Linked DNA regions of Homo sapiens: region 2 is linked to region 1. Evidence: chromatin contacts called from ENCODE Hi-C or POLR2A ChIA-PET data. All regions are on one chromosome and are shown on one strand. Each heading gives the region's core, a stretch centred on a gene start or an enhancer-like site at or near the end of the contact. The rest is flanking DNA. Distances are from core to core; before and after follow the strand shown. Region 1 has its middle 28 kb from the start of NUMBL. Region 2 has its middle 11 kb from the start of CYP2B6.

Region 1 (2,790 bases), core at 191-2,690:
ATTAAAAAAAAAAATTTTTTTGTAGAGATCGGGGTGGGGGGGGGGGTCTCACTATATTTTCCAGGCTGGTCTTGAACTCCTGGCCTCAAGTGACCCTCCCCAATCAGCCTCCCAAAGTGCTGGGATTACAGGCACAAGCCACAGTGCCTGGCCAATAAATGTTTTTTGAATGAATGAAGAAATTAGTGCATGGACATATTTTCCCATCAGCTATTACAATAACCAGACTCTGAGTTCCCTGAAGGCAGGGCCTGTGAGTTTCATTGTGTACCCTCAGCCCTCAATAGCTGATAAAAATAAATATTCAGAAAATGCTTGTAAAATGAAGAAGAGAATATGTATGGGACAGAAAGTAGACCAGTGGTTGCCTGGGGCTGGGACAGGGAATAGGGAGCGACTGCAAATGGGCAGAAGGGATCTTTTCAGAGTGATGGAAATGTTCTTGAATTGGCTGTGATGGCTGCAGAACTGTAAAATCACCCAAAATCAGTAAATCACTTATAATAGGTGAATTTTATGACAGGTAGATTATACCTCAGTAAAGCTGTTAAAACAAAACCAGTGTTGAGGGAGGAAATAAATGTTACCTTGGTAATACTGAGGACTCAGTAGTTATCAAGACAGCTCTCTTCCCTGCCCTCATGAGGTTTTCTGTGCAGGGCGGGGACGCCGACCCATTATAGACAGTGACAGCCTAGAGCCATCACGGCGGGATGGTGGGGAGGGGACAGGCAGAGGGGTGGGAGGCCAGGATGGGGGAAGCCCGGGCAGAGAGGTTGGGCTGGAATGGGGGGCACAGGCAGAGGGGTCGGGGCGGGGACTGGTGAGGTGCAGGCAGAGGGCAAAGGGGTCGAGGTCCAGATGGGAGATGTACAGGCAGACGGATCCGGGCCAGGGCGGGGAGGTACAGGCCCAGTTGAGGAGCATAAGGAACCATAGGAGCCCAAAGGAGGCGCCCGACCAGTCAGGGAGGACTTCCCAGAGGGGTGAATGGCTGAGCCAGGGCCTGAAGTATAATGTTCATGAATGCGACAGCAATTTTTTTTTTTTTGAGACCGAGTCTCCCTCTATCACTGGAGTGCAGTGGCTCGATTTCGGCTCACTACAACCTCCACCTACCGGGTTCAAGCGATTCTCCTGCCTCAGCCTCCCGGGTAGCTGGGACTACAGGCGCCCGCCCCCACGTCCGGCTAATGTTTGCATTTTTAGTCGAGACGGGGTTTCGCCATTTTGGCCAGGCTGGTCTTGAACCCCTGACCTCAGGTAATGCACCTGCCTCGGCCTCCCAAAGTGCTGGGATTACAGGCGTGAGCCACCGCGCCCAGCACAATTTTAATTTTTCTTAAACACTTTTCCTGCCTTAGCAAAGTCTTGGAGGGGCGGCCGCCCAGGCGCCGCGAGCGCAAGACCACGAGGGGGCGCTGCTTCACCACGCTAGAGGAGCGCTCCCGGCAACCACGTGGCCCCACAGGTGCGGGAGGTCGGCGAGCGCGCCTGGAGGGTGGACGGGGTAGGTTACGGCCAGGCAGCCCGGGGTGGCGCGTGGCCCTGCGCAGGGCAGTGGAAGCAGCGGGCCCCAGGGAGCATGAGACGCCGCGCTCCGTGGGGCGGTCCCAGCGCTGTGCAGCGAGGGGCCAGGGCTGTCCCCGGTCCTGCGCGGCCGGCTCCCGGAGAAACTGTGGCCTCCTGGGGGTGGAGCTTTAAAAAACAAAACAAAACAAAACAAAATCACCCAACAGGAAGCGGGGTGGGGGCGCCCGGCTCTGTCACCCGTGGAATGCATCAAAATAGCCTGCGCGGCCGGGGGCGGTTCCGGGAAAGGGGGCGGCCGCGAGGGGCGGGGCTGCAACGGAGGGCGGAGCTTCCCAAAGAACGGGAGAGAGGAGTGCAGAACCGGCCCCAGGGGGACGTCCTCCTGTTCCCCCAAAATGACCTCGATAGGCGTTTGTGTGGGATGGGGTTCCTGGGTAGGGCGGGGCTTTCCAGTGCGATGTCCCTGGTCTATTCTTAGCGGGCTGAAACCTGGAGAAGTGGGAGTGGGCGGTTGATCCGGGTTCCAGGGCCTCTTTGGAGCGAAAAGCTCCGTGGAGAGCCAGAGTCTCCATCCTGGGCGTGGGAGGGAAGATGGGAAATGGGCCAAGAGGAGCCTGTGGGAGGTCCTCCCCGGGACGGCCCCCTTCCATCTGCATCCGCGGGAACCGTTGTGGGGGCAGCTCTGAGAAAGGCTGCTCTGGGCGCAAGGAAGGGTGGTTGAACGAAGAGATCAGTCAGGGACGGGGTGGGGGTGCCTTGACTGTGTCCCAGATTTGCTGCGTGCTTCTGACCTCAGTTCCCCATCCTTCCAGTTGCTCAAATCCTCTCTGTCCCAGTCCTAGGCCGTTTCTGCCCCTCTCACTTCCTAGTGGTTTGCAGAGGGGAAACACTGAGGCTGCCTCTTCTGTGCCTGGCCCTGTGTTGGCACGGGGAAGTGACTGAGACGCCCCAGACCCCCTTCTCCCTCACAGTCCAGTGAGGCAGACAGACCTGCCACCAGATAGTGACAGCCCAGAATGAGTCATTGAGAGGACGGGGGAGGCACAGGCAGATGGGTCAGGGCTGGGATAGGGGAGGAGAGGGGCCTGTAGGATCCAAGGGGAGAGTGGGTGCTGCTGACTCAGTCTGGGGGGGTTGAAGAGCCGTCTGAACTTAGACCAAAAAGGTAGGATGGGGCCGGGCGCCTGTTATCCCAGCACTTTGGGAGGCAGAGACAAGAGGATCGCTTGAGGCCAGGAGTTCCAGACCAGATTGGAC
Region 2 (2,790 bases), core at 200-2,699, 320 kb after region 1:
GCCCTTGCCTTGGCCACAGGAGTGCATGGAGTGGGGGTGATATTAGAACACAGGTCACCGAAGTGGGTGGATCATCTGAGGTCAGGAGTTCGAGAGCAGCCTGGCCAACGTGGTGAAACCCTGTCTTTACTGAAAATACAAAAATTAGCTGGGTGTGCTGGTGCTTGCCTGTAATCCCAGCTACTCAGGAGGCTGAGGCAGGAGAATCACTGGAACCCGGGAGGTGGAGGTTGCAGTGAGCCAAGATGCCTCCATTGCACTCCAGCCTGGGTGACAGAGCGAGACTCCATCTCAAAAAAAAAAAAAAAAAAAGAACGCAGTTCAGAAGAATTCCTCAGGAGATTAAGGGTCCCCACCTGCTTTGTCCACAGAGTTTATGTCCTTCTCAAGAAGGGTGTGAGAGAGATACACAGAGAAATGTCTAGGGATACAGGGCTCTTTTATTGCTAGTTTTTTTTTTTTTTTTTTTTTTTTAAGATGGAGTCTCACTCTGTTGCCCAGGCTGGGGTGTTGTCCAGGCTGGAGTGGAGTACTTTAGCTGTGGCAGCCCATCAGTAGCTCCCCCAGCCCATGTTTAGCTCCCTGGACCTGTCTCTAGCTCCCTCCACCTCTCTATGAATGTCTATATCTCTCCCTGTGCCAATTACACATTCCTCAAACACTTACAGTGTGTCCTCCCCATGGCATATTGAGTCTCATTTCCATCCTCACAATGACTCTATAGGGTAGGTGTATTAGTTCATTCTCATGCTGCCAATGAACACATACTTGACACTGGGTAATTTATAAAGAAAAAGAGGTTTAATGGACTCACAGTTCCACATGGCTGGGGAAGCCTAACAATCATGACAGAAGGCAAAGGAGGAGCAAAGACACATCTTACATGGAGGCAGGCAAGAGACAGAGTGTGTGCAGGGAAAACTGCCCTTTGTAAAACCATCAGATCTCGTGAGACTTATTCACTATCACGAAACAGCATGGGAAAATTCACTCCCATGATTCAATTACTTCCCACTGGGTCCCTCCCATGACATGTGGGGATTACGGGAATTACATTTCAAAATGAGATTTGGGTGGGGACACAGCCAAACCATATCATTCCACCCCGACCCCTCCTAAATCTCATGTCCTCACATTTCAAAATAAATCATGCCTTCCCAACACTCCCTCAAGGCCTTAACTCATTTCAGCATTAACTCAGAAGTCCACAGTTCAAAGTCTCATCTGGTACAAGGCAAGTCGCTTATGCCTATAAACCTGTAAAATTAAAAACAAGTTAATTATTTCCTAGATACAATGGAGGTACTGCCACTGGGTAAATACACCCATTCCAAAAAGAGAAATTGGCCAAAATGAAGGGGCTATAGGCCCCATGCAGGTCCAAAGTCCAGCAGGGCAGTCAAATCTTAAAGCTCCAAAATGATCTCCTTTGACACCATGTCTTACATGCGGGTCACACTGTTGCAAGAGGTGTGTTCCCATGACGTCAGGCAGCTCTGCCCCTGTGGCTTGCAGAGTACAGCCCCGCTCCTGGCTGCCCTCACGGGCTGGCATTTTGTGTCTGTGGCTTTTCCAGGTGCACAGTGCAAGTTGTTGGATCTACTATTCTGGGGTCTGGACGACGGTGGCCCTCTTCCCACAGCTCCACTAAGCAGTGCCCCAGCAGAGGCTCTGTGTGGGGGCTCCAACCCCACATTTCCTTTCTTCACTTCTCTAGCAAAGTTCTCCATGAGGACTCTGCTCCCTTAGCAGACCTCTTCCTGGACATCCTGGTGTTTCCATACATCCTCTGAAATCTAGGTGGAGGTTCCCAAACCTCAGTTCTTGTCTCCTGTGCACCACAGTCCCAACACCACGTGGAAGTTTTGAAGGCTTGGGGCTTGCACCCTCTGAAGCAAACACTTGGCCAGCTTTAGTCAAGGCTGGAGTGGCTGGGAGGCAGGGTACCAAGTCCCAAGGCTGCACATAGCAGGGGATCCCTGGAGACATTTTCCCCATTGTCTTGGTGATTAACATTCTGCTCCTGGTTACTTATGCAAATTTCTGCAGCTGGCTTGAATTTCTCCCCAGGAATTGGGGTTTTCTCTTGCATCTTCAGGCTGCAAATTTTCCAAACTTTTATGCTCTGCTTCCTCTTGAATGCTTTGCTGCTTAGAAATTTCTTCTGCCAAATACCCTAAATCATTTGTATCAAGTTCAAAGTTCCACTGATCTTTTGGGCAGGGGCAATATGCCACCAGTCTCTTGGCATAGCAACAGTGGCCTTTAGTGCAGTTCCCAACAAGTTTCCCTTCTCCATCTGAAACCACCTCAGCCTGGACGTTATTGTTCATATCACTATCAACATTTTGGCCAAAGCCATTCAACAAGTCTCTAGGAAGTTCCAAACTTTCCCACATTTTCCTGTTTTCTTCTGAGTCTTCCAAACTGTTCCAACCTCTGCCTGTTACTCAGTTCCAAAGTAGCTTCCACATTTTTGGGTATCTTTAGAGCAGTGTCCCACTCCCAGTACCAATTTACTGTGTTAATCCATTCTCATGCTGCTAATGAAGACGTACTTGAGACTGGGTAATTTATAGACAAAAAGAGGTTTAATGGACTCATATTTCCACATGGCTGGAGAGGCCTCACAATCATGGTGGATGGCAAAGAAGTAGCAAAGGCACGTCTTATATAGCAGCAGGCAAGAGAGAGCAGCAGGCAAGCAAGGGAAACTTCCTTTTATAAAACCATCAGACCTCATGAGACTTATTCACTATCAGAAGAACATCACGGGAAAACCCGTCCCCA

Evidence for each region. A loop is a pair of places that touch in the nucleus more often than their neighbours do. ChIA-PET counts read pairs that join two places held with the same protein, here RNA polymerase II (POLR2A). Pooled maps may share reads with other maps.
Region 2: a loop to region 1 is called in a map of MCF 10A, with 9 times the contacts of the local background. The contact joins two enhancer-like sites. A Hi-C loop is called at or near these places in 19 of 168 maps with a recorded cell type or tissue (A673, CD4-positive, alpha-beta T cell, CD4-positive, alpha-beta memory T cell and 14 more), 13 of 37 single-sample maps with no recorded cell type and 30 of 50 pooled maps. POLR2A ChIA-PET finds 5 or more read pairs at or near these places in 6 of 52 experiments (CD4-positive, alpha-beta T cell, CD4-positive, alpha-beta memory T cell, CD8-positive, alpha-beta T cell and 3 more).

Annotation. Positions count from the first base shown.
Region 1 is chr19:40,661,516-40,664,305 of GRCh38, forward strand. No RefSeq gene overlaps it. Among named protein-coding and RNA genes, the nearest start is that of NUMBL, 28 kb to the right of the region's middle. RefSeq lists a silencer at 1,403-1,682. Within about 2 kb of position 1,441, at least 35 of the 41 ENCODE cell types and tissues checked have a DNase peak (open chromatin) inside an H3K27ac peak, as active enhancers do.
Region 2 is chr19:40,979,027-40,981,816 of GRCh38, forward strand. No RefSeq gene overlaps it. Among named protein-coding and RNA genes, the nearest start is that of CYP2B6, 11 kb to the right of the region's middle. RefSeq lists an enhancer at 1,886-2,749. Within about 2 kb of position 1,450, at least 4 of the 41 ENCODE cell types and tissues checked have a DNase peak (open chromatin) inside an H3K27ac peak, as active enhancers do.